Regions from separate parts of the Homo sapiens genome. Here region 2 is linked to region 1. A link is a loop called in an ENCODE intact Hi-C map of the cell type or tissue named here. Cell type or tissue: PC-9. All regions are shown on one strand. Each heading gives the region's core, and the rest is flanking DNA. Links, peaks and the distances in the headings are about the cores only.

Evidence for each region. A loop is a pair of places that touch in the nucleus more often than their neighbours do. Peaks named below come from ENCODE experiments on the same cell type or tissue, not always from the same donor. Only the 100,000 strongest peaks of a DNase experiment are listed, where the experiment ranks them.
Region 2: it touches region 1 in a loop (13-fold over the local background); 1 of 110 quality-filtered maps calls a loop at or near these places.

What each region holds. Positions count from the first base shown.
Region 1 is chr4:88,935,037-88,940,429 of GRCh38, reverse strand. FAM13A (family with sequence similarity 13 member A) reads left to right here. Exons shown (of 24, transcript NM_014883.4): 5 at 2,189-2,342. The region is part of intron 1 of LOC105377327 (a long non-coding RNA gene); the gene reads right to left. Among named protein-coding and RNA genes, the nearest start is that of FAM13A, 120 kb to the left of the region's middle. In PC-9, for the core only: no CTCF peak of the experiment used is centred there; DNase peaks (open chromatin) are centred at 2,109 and 3,099; H3K27ac peaks cover 1,602 bases.
Region 2 is chr4:88,989,828-88,995,220 of GRCh38, reverse strand. It overlaps FAM13A (family with sequence similarity 13 member A), which reads left to right. Exons shown (of 24, transcript NM_014883.4): 4 at 4,071-4,248. Among named protein-coding and RNA genes, the nearest start is that of FAM13A, 65 kb to the left of the region's middle. In PC-9, for the core only: no CTCF peak of the experiment used is centred there; a DNase peak (open chromatin) is centred at 3,220; H3K27ac peaks cover 713 bases.

The DNA.
Region 1 (5,393 bases), core at 192-5,191:
CAAATAATGTTAACCGTATAGCTAAGGCTATTGCTTACAGGTTGATCTTCTCAAGTAACTATAGGATACAATTTCCCTAAGTTTTCTGCCACCATCACAAGGGTCTCCATTGCTCCAATTTCCAGTAACATATTCCTCATTTCCCTCTGAGCCCTCATCAGTGGTGTCCTTAAGGTCCAGGGGTCAGTTAAGAACTGGTTCAAGGCATTTTAGGCCTTCTCTATGATGCTGCCCAGTCTCCTTCCACTACCCAGTTCCCAAGCCACTTCCACATTTTAGATATTTGTTACAGCAGCATCCCCTTCCCAGGTACCAAACTCTGTATGGTAGTGTAACAAATTACCACACATTTAGTGGCTTAAAACAACAAACATTTGCTATCTCACAATTTCTAGGGGTCAGGAATCTGGGCACAACTTAACTGAATCATCTGCTCTTGATCTTACTGTGCCAAATTCACAGTATTAACTGGGTTGCGTTTTTATCTAAAGGCTCGAGTTTGGGGAATGATTTGCTTCCAAGCTCATTCAAGTTGTTGGCAGAGTTCATTTCTTTGCAGCTGCATGACTAAGGACCCTAGCATCTTACTGTGTTCTTATGGCTGTAGCCCCACTGAAGTCCCATAGTTCCCTGCCATGTGATCCTCTTACAGCCATCTCACAACTTGACTGCTTATATCTTTAAGGCCGATGGGAGAATCTCTCACTTCAGTTTTCTGAGTTTCATCCATTGTGACACAATCATGGGAGCGACATCCTATCACCTTTGCCAAATCATATTGATCAGAAGCAAGTCACAGGTTCTATCTACACCCAAGTGTAGGAGACCTTAGGGTGCGTATCCCAAGATAGTCTAGTAGGTTAAATAGTATCTCCTAAAGATATCATAATCCCTGGAATGCGTAAATGTTACCTTATTTGGAAAACAGAATCTTTGCAGATGTGATTAAGGTAGGGATCTTGAGATATAAGGATTATCCTGAATTTTTGAGGGATAGGGGAGTGGACATGAAATGCAATCACGTGTATCCTTATAAGAATGGGGTAGAGGGAGATTAAGCACATGTAGAGAAGGCCGTGTGATGGTGGAGCAGAGAGAGATTTGCAGATGCTGGCCCTGGTTAAAGATTGATGTGATGCACCTATAATCAAGCAATGCTGGCAGCCACCAGAAGCTAGGGGAGGCAAGGAACAGCTTCTCCCCTAGAGCTTTCACAGGGAGTATAGCCCAGCTGACACCTTGATTTTGCCCCAGTGATACTGATTTTGTTCTTTTGGCCTCCAGAACTGGAAGACAATACTTTCTGTTGTTTTAAGCCACTTAGTTTATGGTAATTTGTTACAACAGCCTCAGAAAATTAATACAGATAAGTAGTAAATGAGACCTAAGTGGTGCTTTTTAAATGTATTTCTCTGGTTATTCAGTGAAGCTAAGTATCTTTTCATAAGGTTATTAACTATTCTGCAACATTTCCAACTCATGTCTTTTGTCTCTTTTTCTTTTGGACTTACCTGTTGATTAGTAGGAGTTCTTTACATAGTGTAACTACTAATCTTTGTCAGTTATACATGTTACTGAAGAAGTTTACCAGTAAATTATCTTTTTACCTTGTTTATGGGATATTCTGTATTCAGATATATTTTCAACTATTTTTATTGTGAATAATTTTAAGTACATTCAAAAGAAGAGAGAATAGTGTAATAGACCTTCCATGCGCTCATCACTTAGCTCAACAATTATCATTATTTTTCCCCAGAAGTATTCATTTCTACCTTTAAGGTTTGTACTTTTTGTGCATTATCTAAGAAAGCCTTAAATAAAGATTGTGTTGCTATTATTTGTGTGGCTATTTCTGTTATGAAAACCCTCATTCTTTTTTTACTTTTATATAACTATTATGTGTAATAATTTTTAATATATTCAAAGTACTACTGGCCTCAGTGTTCATCTCTATCTTCTTCCTGAACAGCCTATATTTTTCTTATTCAGCCCAAGCTATTGATTCAGAACTTGGGAACTCTCCAATTGCCCCAACAATGTCATGCATGTTACCAAAGAGCTTGTTGAAAATCCCATGCATCCCTATAAGGCTAATTATTCAGGAGATTTCAAAATACAAGTCTGAGTCAGCTAGCAGGCACTGTTGTGTTTACTAAGTAATTCCTCTCTTTCCCTTTCTTGTTTCTAGTGTGCCACCTGGGCTTGAAGGCATGAAGGAACAGGACCTGTGCAACAAGATAATGGCTAAAATTCTAGAAAATTACAATACCCTGTTTGAAGTAGAGTATACAGAAAATGATCATCTGAGATGTGAAAACCTGGCTAGGCTTATCATAGTAAAAGTAAGCAACTTGGTTTTTAATTTTCAGTATTGCTATAATTTTGGACAGAAGATTTTATTTAATTCTTTCTCATAAAAATTCCATATGGATATAACCCTCAGATTATTATTCCTGTGTATAGTGAATCCTTCTTATGAAATCTATTATTCCAAATGCTTATTAAATTGAAATATAGCCTTCTAAAATTCAAGAATAATAGCAATTTTATGTTTTCTTGTTGCTATAAAGTCATCTCAAAAACACTTGCATGAGCCCAGTGCTCTGATCAACTGGCCGCACCACCTTTACTACAGAAGCCTGATGTTACAGCAGGAATAAGTGCATATGGCTGTGATCAGGAGTGCTAGGTTACTAACTAGATTGCAAATTCCTGAAGACAATATTACTGTGTCTTTTTGTCTCTTTTGTGTCTGGCACAATTTGAAGCCCAACCTCAGATTCTAAGTCCCATATATTAGTTTTTGGTAACAATCATCAGTAAAGGAGAATATTTTAAAAACCTATAAAGGAGTCCTTGACAATACTATCTAAATCTTTTTATACATTGATAATTTTATAATATACCCTGTATATATTAGGTAAATGCCTGTAGGTCTCCAAAGACCTAGAATTGAGAATCAGAGGGTAAACATCCAAACAAATCCCCTAGATGTGGGAAAATAAGGAAGTTATCTTATTTCGTCGTCATTTATATTGAGGTGAATCATGATGGAGCTGGTATGAGATTTCCTCAGGAGGTTTCTTGAAGCTTATCAGGTTTACAGACCATAACATACTCTTTGCTGATTCATATAGCAATGAATGATAAAATCAGAGGCACTTGGTTTGGGCACTTAAAGGAATGTTTTCATCTCTTCTCCCAGTTGAGGCCATGACTTTGAAGAAAGGTTAAAATGGTTTGAGTATCAAGTAGCATCCTACAAAAGGATCTAAAACTAGATTTTCTAGTTTGCTCAGTTAAAATGATAAAATGAGATAATTGGAGACTATCAGTTGTAAATCTGAGTTAGAAATAACACGGTAGCTGAAAAAAATGTCAGTGATTCACAAGAAAAAATAAGAAAACAACATTACTTCAGTTTTGCCTCAGAAAAGTTAAATGATTTTTTAAATAGAAAAAAATCGCCCTCAAGTTTGTTCCTCTAGTGCCTATGGTACTTTGAAAAGGATCTCTTTTTAAAATGTTAAAAGGTAATTAACTTTGTTTCAGCAGCATCTCTCAATCACATATACCCCATAAATATGTACAACTATTAAAGGACCTATAATGATAATTAAAAATAAAATATTTTAAAAATCTTTTATAAACAATTTTTAACACTCATACCTTTTTACTAGGGCAGATAAAATAATAAGGTGAACCTGAAGTATAATGGAAATAGATAAATATAATCTTAGGCAGGGCAAACTTGCTGAGATAAAGCTAATTGCTGGAATATGCCAATGGGAAGTTGATATGGTTTGGATGTTTGTCCCCTCCAAATCTCATATTGAAACGCAGTCCCTGGTGTTGGAGCTGGGGCCTGGTGGGAGGTGTTTGGATCATGAGGGCGGATCCTTCGTGAATGACTTAGTGCCATCCCCTTGGTGATGAGTGAGTTCTTGCTGTGAGTTCACAGGAGACCTGCTTGTTTAAAAGTGTGTGGCACTTCCCCCCCTCACTCTTGCTCCCACTCTCGCCATGTGATATGCCTGCTCCCCTTCTTCTTCTGCCGTGATTGTGAGCTTCCTGAGGCCTCATTAGAGGCAGATGTTCTGTATGGCCTGCTGAACTGTGAGTCAATTAAACCTCTTTTTGAAATAAATTACCCAGCCTTAAGTATTTCTTTATAGCAACACAAACAGACTAACACAGATGTTATTTGCTGTGCAAGTAAAATAACACCTGTTGAGATCTGTGGAAGAGTGCCCTGCTTGGAAATCCTTGAGTGACTAGGTTTAAGGCTGGTGGAGAACATCGTATGAGAATATAATATAAGACATAATTCTGTGGGAGCCAAATACAGATGTCTTAGGTAGATGAAGAAGAATATAAAATGGTGCTCTTTTAATGTAAGTTTCAGATCGGCCTAGAGGCAGATAAATGTCATGATTAGAAACTACATTTATATTCTCTGGAAGTGTCATTCTGCCAAAGCAGAATTTTAATGCATTTTTTTTAACTGATCTCGCTGATAGTCTCTTCTTTGAGAAAGTAGAGAATGTGACAAGGGGTGTGATTCTCTGGACTTAATCGTAACGAGTAAGGATGAAATAGAAGTTATGGAAATCATTTCAAAAGGATGTGCCAATGCCATTTTAGAGTTCATAGTAATAAAAGGAGAATATGTTAGCCACATTTAGATATGTAAACATTGACAATGCTTAGAAAACAGACTTTTTTGAAAATTGTAAAGATCATAGAAACATTAGATAGAAACTAAAAGGTAGATGGGCTTAAAAGAAATTGAGAATCTCAGAATGAAACTATTAATATACTGAAAAAGAAGAAAAATGAGAAGGTAATTAAAGAAAAGTTATCTTTCTGTTCATTTTTTCATATGAGTTCAGTTTTTGGAAGGATGAATATAAAGATAGGAAATGGGCGCAAAGTAAATGATAAAGACCCAAGAGTAACAGGGACATAAAATATATGAGTTGGGAATAAGGCAAGTCTCATGTAAATGACTTAGATATAAGGCTTTTAAGTGGGGAAAAGGACTAAACATAAACACTGACATACCTCTGTATATCCCAGTTTGGAGAACAGAGTCATAAAGTGTTGAATGAAGTTTCTTATATATTCTTGCATGTGAAACGGAGATTTGGGCCCAGAGAAATATGTTCGGTTGTATTTGGACCTAGATAAAGAACTTTGACCAGAGTATTGGAAGATGGAGTCTTTTTCTGTCATAGGCTATCAAAGCCTAATGTCTGTTTCTGTTCAGCTGACTCTGGTCAGTAGCTGCAAAATTGATCATGGCATCTACAGCACATTCATCAGCCTCACTTCAAGACAGACTTCCTCTGTCTGAAGGCCAAGGTAACAATAAGGGGAAAAGTTTTGTCAGT
Region 2 (5,393 bases), core at 237-5,236, 55 kb before region 1:
AAAGTGTGTGATAAACAAATATACTGTTTGTATATTTGTGCAACAAATATACTGTTTGTATATTTGTGCAACAAATATACATTTTGGGTGCATGTGTGCAACAAATATACATTTTGGGTGTGTGTGTGCAACAAATATACATTTTGGATGCGTGTGTGCAACAAATATACATAGTGTGCAACAAATATACATTTTGGATGTATGTAAACAAAAATAGAAGCATTGCAAACTTTTATAATGTGAGACCTTAAGTGAGCCATCATAATTATCAATATAAATACGAGAACATGAATGTATAAGGCAGTGTTTATTGTATTTAGATATGAATAAATCAAAAAATAAAGCCATAGCAAAGTAATTATTAGGAAATTTTTTTTTTTTTGACAGGGTCTCACTCTGTCACCCAGGCTGGAGTGCAGTGGTATGATCATGGCTCACTTCTGCTTTGACTTCCTGAAGCTCAAGCGATCCTCCCATTTCAGCCTCCCAAGTAGCTGGGACTACAGGCATGTGCCACCATGCCCAGCTAATTTTTGTATTTTTTGTAGAGACGAGGTTTCGCTATGTTGCCCAGGCTGGTCTCAAACTCCTGGGCTGAAGCAGTCCGCCCACCTTGGCCTCCTAAAGTGCTGGAATTACAGGCATGAGCCACCACACCCTGCCAATTATTATGAGCCTTCTTTCTCGCAAGCGTCAGAAGGCATCTTCCTAATAGGCACATTTGTACCACCACTGCCCCCATGCTGCTACCCTAGGCATTCTTCTACAAGCCTCCTCTGAAGGTGTTGAGCAATTATTATTCTCATATGTAGGAAATCTTATTTGTAGGGTTGCAGCAGGCTGGCAGTAATGGTAATATTTACCAGATATTTCCAGAAACACTTTACAAAATGCAGATACATAATTAACCTGTATGAAAAGAGATGAGGCAAAATGTCATGCTAATAAATTAAGGTCTTTACTGTACTGTCAGTATATTTGAACAGGGATTCAAGAAGTAAATTATAAATGTAGGTGTGCTGCTGTCAAAGCCGCTGATGTAGAGGACGCTCACATCCTTGTCCAGTGGGTGAATCCAGGAATCGATGAATCTGTCTTCCATCACAGGAAACAAAAATGCTGTGGAAATGGAAGGAGGTAGATGGAAGATATTTCTCAGTTACTTTTGACTTTTCAGAGTATATTTTGTGATTCTTCCATTCAGGCCATGAATGATTTTTTTTTTTTTTTGAGGCAGGGTCTTGCTCTGTCGCCCAGGCTGGAGTGCAGTAGCATGATCTCAGCTCACTGCAACCTCCGCTTCCCAGGTTCAAGCGATTCTCCTGCCTCAGCCTCCTGAGTAGCTGGGATTAGCCACCATGCCTGGCTACTTTTTGTTATTTTTAGTAGAGACAGGGTTTCATCTTGTTGGTCAGGCTGGTCTTGAACTCCTGACCTGGTGATCTGCCCACCTCGGCCTCCCAAAGTGCTGGGATTACAGGCGTGAGCTGCCGCGCCCAGCCGCCATAAATGATTTTATGTCATTTTGCTAAACATGAAACTCTCTAAATACATCCGTCTCCCTTCCCATTGTTTGGCTGTTTTATTTCCTGGAAAAATTGTTTATCGTATTTCAGAAATTGGAAAATGATGAAAATGCTGCTGCTTTTTCAAAGATGTTATTGTCATAAATTCACAACTATTTTGAATCTTCGTTTTATTAGACCTGGTATCTTTACACATTGCCTGCCTTATGGTTTGAGGTTTCATTTCAGAGCCAGAAGGCCAGAGGCTGATTATCAAGGCTGTTGTAATGCTGTTGCTTGTTACCTTTAAATGCTGACAATCAGACCACAATTTTAAACAGAGAGCAAACACCCATGAAAACATCCCATAGACTCACTTTGAATTAGTCACCATAAAAAAGAAGGCAGAACATTTTCTCTTGGTTCATTATTTGTTTATTTTCATAATATAAAGGCATGAGAAATGGGTATCTCCAATTAGTTCTTAATCACTCCAACTTAATTATTTCATTATCTTATATATCCCTGCTATTTAAGGTCATAGTGCAGTGGAAAATATTATAAACAACACAACGTAGGTCACATAAGTAGTAGGTAGCAGAACCAGGTTCCTCACCCCAGAAATGACTTGAGCCTTCATTCTGATCTTGTGCTCTGAAGCCTCTCAATGTCACTGTGTCTGATTTGCTATATGTTTTCACTTCCTGTCAGTAGCATTATGTTATCCAGGTGCTTTGTAACACTGATTAATTCTCTGATTTTGTATCTCATTTCCCTCATTTTTCTGTTCTTCACTTAACTGGCTAAAGCTGACTTATGTAGGCAGTACAACTGCTTATTAATTATAACTGAATTACATTTTTATTCTCTTAGATGTCTGTTAAAGTAATGGATTGTAGTCATTCCTCTAAACTGCTGTATTTGTTATAAAATATTTTTATTTTCTTCTGAGAGAAAGCATTATACAAAGTCACAAAACTTAGCAATTTTACTATATTTAAGTATTGGCAAAACAAATCTTTGAGACTTGAGAGAAACTTCTCATATGTATGCCTATGAATTTTGATATATTGTTAGACATTTTGGGGTGTATGCTGGGTTATTCGTCTTTTGTATGAGAAATATATATCAAATTCTGAACTATATGACATGTTAGATATTGTTAAAGAAAAAGTTATTCTGGCCGGGTGTGGTGGGTCACGCCTGTAATTCCAACACTTTGGGAGGCCCCAGCCTGGCCAACATGGTGAAATGCCGTCTCTACTAAAAATACAAAAATTAGCCGGGCATGGTGGTGTGCACCTGTAATCAATCCCGGCTACTCAAGAGGCTGAGACAGGAGAATCGCTTGAACCCAGGAGGCAGAGGTTGCAGTGAGCTGAGATTGTGCCATGGCACTCCAGCCTGGGTGACAAGAGCGAGACTCCTTAAAAAAAAAAAAAGAAGAAGAAAAAAAAGTTATTCATTCTGACACTTGTTAAAGAATGGTAAGGCAATCTTTATTCAGGACTATTATGATAGCTAGAGGGACTACTGCATTTGGGGTTTTGCAGCTTGGCAGAGAGATTGGGCTCAACTTGGAATACAAGGGAAAGTGGGAATTACATGACCATATACCAGAGTTGGGATAGGCAGCAGTCAGTGGGTGGAAAATTACTAACAGGAAACCTCAAGGGTCAGGACAGATTATGGCTAAACAGACCTAACAAGTTTCTTGCTGAAGGCAGGCTAAGGTGATCAGACATCATTTGGAGGATGGTGGGAAATGAGTAATTTGGTCAGATATGGAGGGTTATCAGATAGGAAGGGTGGGGATCTTGGCTGAACTGACTTAGCAGTATTCTTACTAAAAGTGGACTCTTGAGGACATGCCCAGAACAGGGCTTAGTTGAAAAAAAGCTCAGAGAAGTCTGACTAGAGATTGGTCAAGGAGATAATCTTTGTCAAGATTAAAAAGCTGTTTAGGAATTAAGTTTCCTTTAGTTTTCTCTGTGTACAGTACCTTGATCACTAAGTTTAGCATCCCCCATGGTGTCCCTTGAAGGTCTCTCATATCAAATTTTATTCAAAAGAATCCTGATTTTGACAAAGTTGAAGACAAAAATCAAATGGAAGATTCCACTGTGGATCAAAAACCTAACCATTGTCTTAATTTGGGGATTAAAACATTAAATTGAAACACAAACCCATTTTGTGCACTGAATAAACCTTGTGGTTTTTTAAATATTTCTTGCATAAGTTAGTAATTCTTTTTATTATTATTATTATTTTTTATTTTGAGACGGAGTCTCTCCCTGTTGCCCAGGCTGGAGTGCAGTGGCGCAATCTCGGCTCACTGCGAGCTCCGCCTCCCGGGTTCATGCCATTCTCCTGCCTCAGCCTCCTGAGTAGCTGGGACTACAGTAAGTTAGTAATTCTTTAACATAAAGTCAAATACACAAGGCCTATCTCAGTCTCTCAAGAGTTTTTTTCTGAATAAAATGTTAGAATGTATTACACCTATGGGCTTTTGTTGTTGTTACTGTGAAATATACCTTAGAACATTTTTATTCTTTTTTTTTCCAGATGGCAGAAATGATGTTCAGGAGAGTAGCTTAAGAGACTTAATAAAAGAGCTGCCAGACACCCACTACTGCCTCCTCAAGTACCTTTGCCAGTTCTTGACAAAAGTAGCCAAGCATCATGTGCAGAATCGCATGAATGTTCACAATCTCGCCACTGTATTTGGGCCAAATTGCTTTCAGTAAGTTAGTGGAGTTTTACTGTTAATATCATCATGTCCCCCTTTGTGTTTACTACTGTCTGAAATTACTGGGATGTAGAAGCATATTTCAGTCTGAAAATTCAGCCAGCTTATTTTGGAGAAGTTGTATCTTGTTCTTGGGCATGTTAGCCTTGTTTTTCATCCCAATTTGAAGAAGGTAGCTATGCCCTTTTTACAAAACTATAATTTGCAATAAATCAAATAGCCTTATTTAAAAATCTGGAAATAAGTTATATTTTAATTAAAAGGGGCATTTAAAAAATCTGTAATCAGAAATGTTGATTAGCAGAAAGAGAAGGAGTATGACATAGTGAATAATTTTTTAAATAGTAATAAAGTTCAAATTATTGCCAATAGATGGAAAATTATGAACAGACTATGCCAGTATCAGAAAAATATAACCTCAGCTTCATTTACTGGAAATAAACCAGTCTATTTTAGTAGATTCTTTGTTGCTAGCCACAGGAACTTTTGTAAAGCTTAATATTTTATTCTCCTTCTTATTCCATAAAGCTCTTTAATTTTTGATACGTGAAATGTGATCCTGCAATCCAGGGACTTTGCTTTTAACTCTCCTATTAATCACCTCTGATATCAAATACATTCTTCTAGTTAAGAGAGAGAGAACATTTACACTCCAAAAGCTCTCAGAAACTCAGCAACTTTTTTTTTAATAGCATATCTACTTCTCCACTTCATTAATATACAGGCTTATTCAGCTGCCCAGAACTAGTAATATTACAGTCTTCAGAATGACTGTCTAAATTTAGATTCTGGCTTAGATCCTAGTGACTACAGGGTTCCAGGTCATTCACAGCCTAATTTGGGTAGAAGTTCTACTGTAATAACTATCCTGATTGTAATTCTAAAGGTGTTAACTTTTAAGTAATGGCATTTCATAGGATATGTTAGGGTCTCGTGAATAAATATCTCAGATGCAGGATCCACTAATTTTTTGTCTTATTCAGAAGCTCCGTGATAGTAAAAAGTCTATATTTTTTCTTATATTTGTTCTGCCCAGTAAACCTTTGTTTGGTGACTTACATGTGAGAAAGGTGTAAGTAGAAAACTGTTGAATAATTCTGAAACCTAGATTCTAGAACAGGTAAAAATGAATTTGTAAA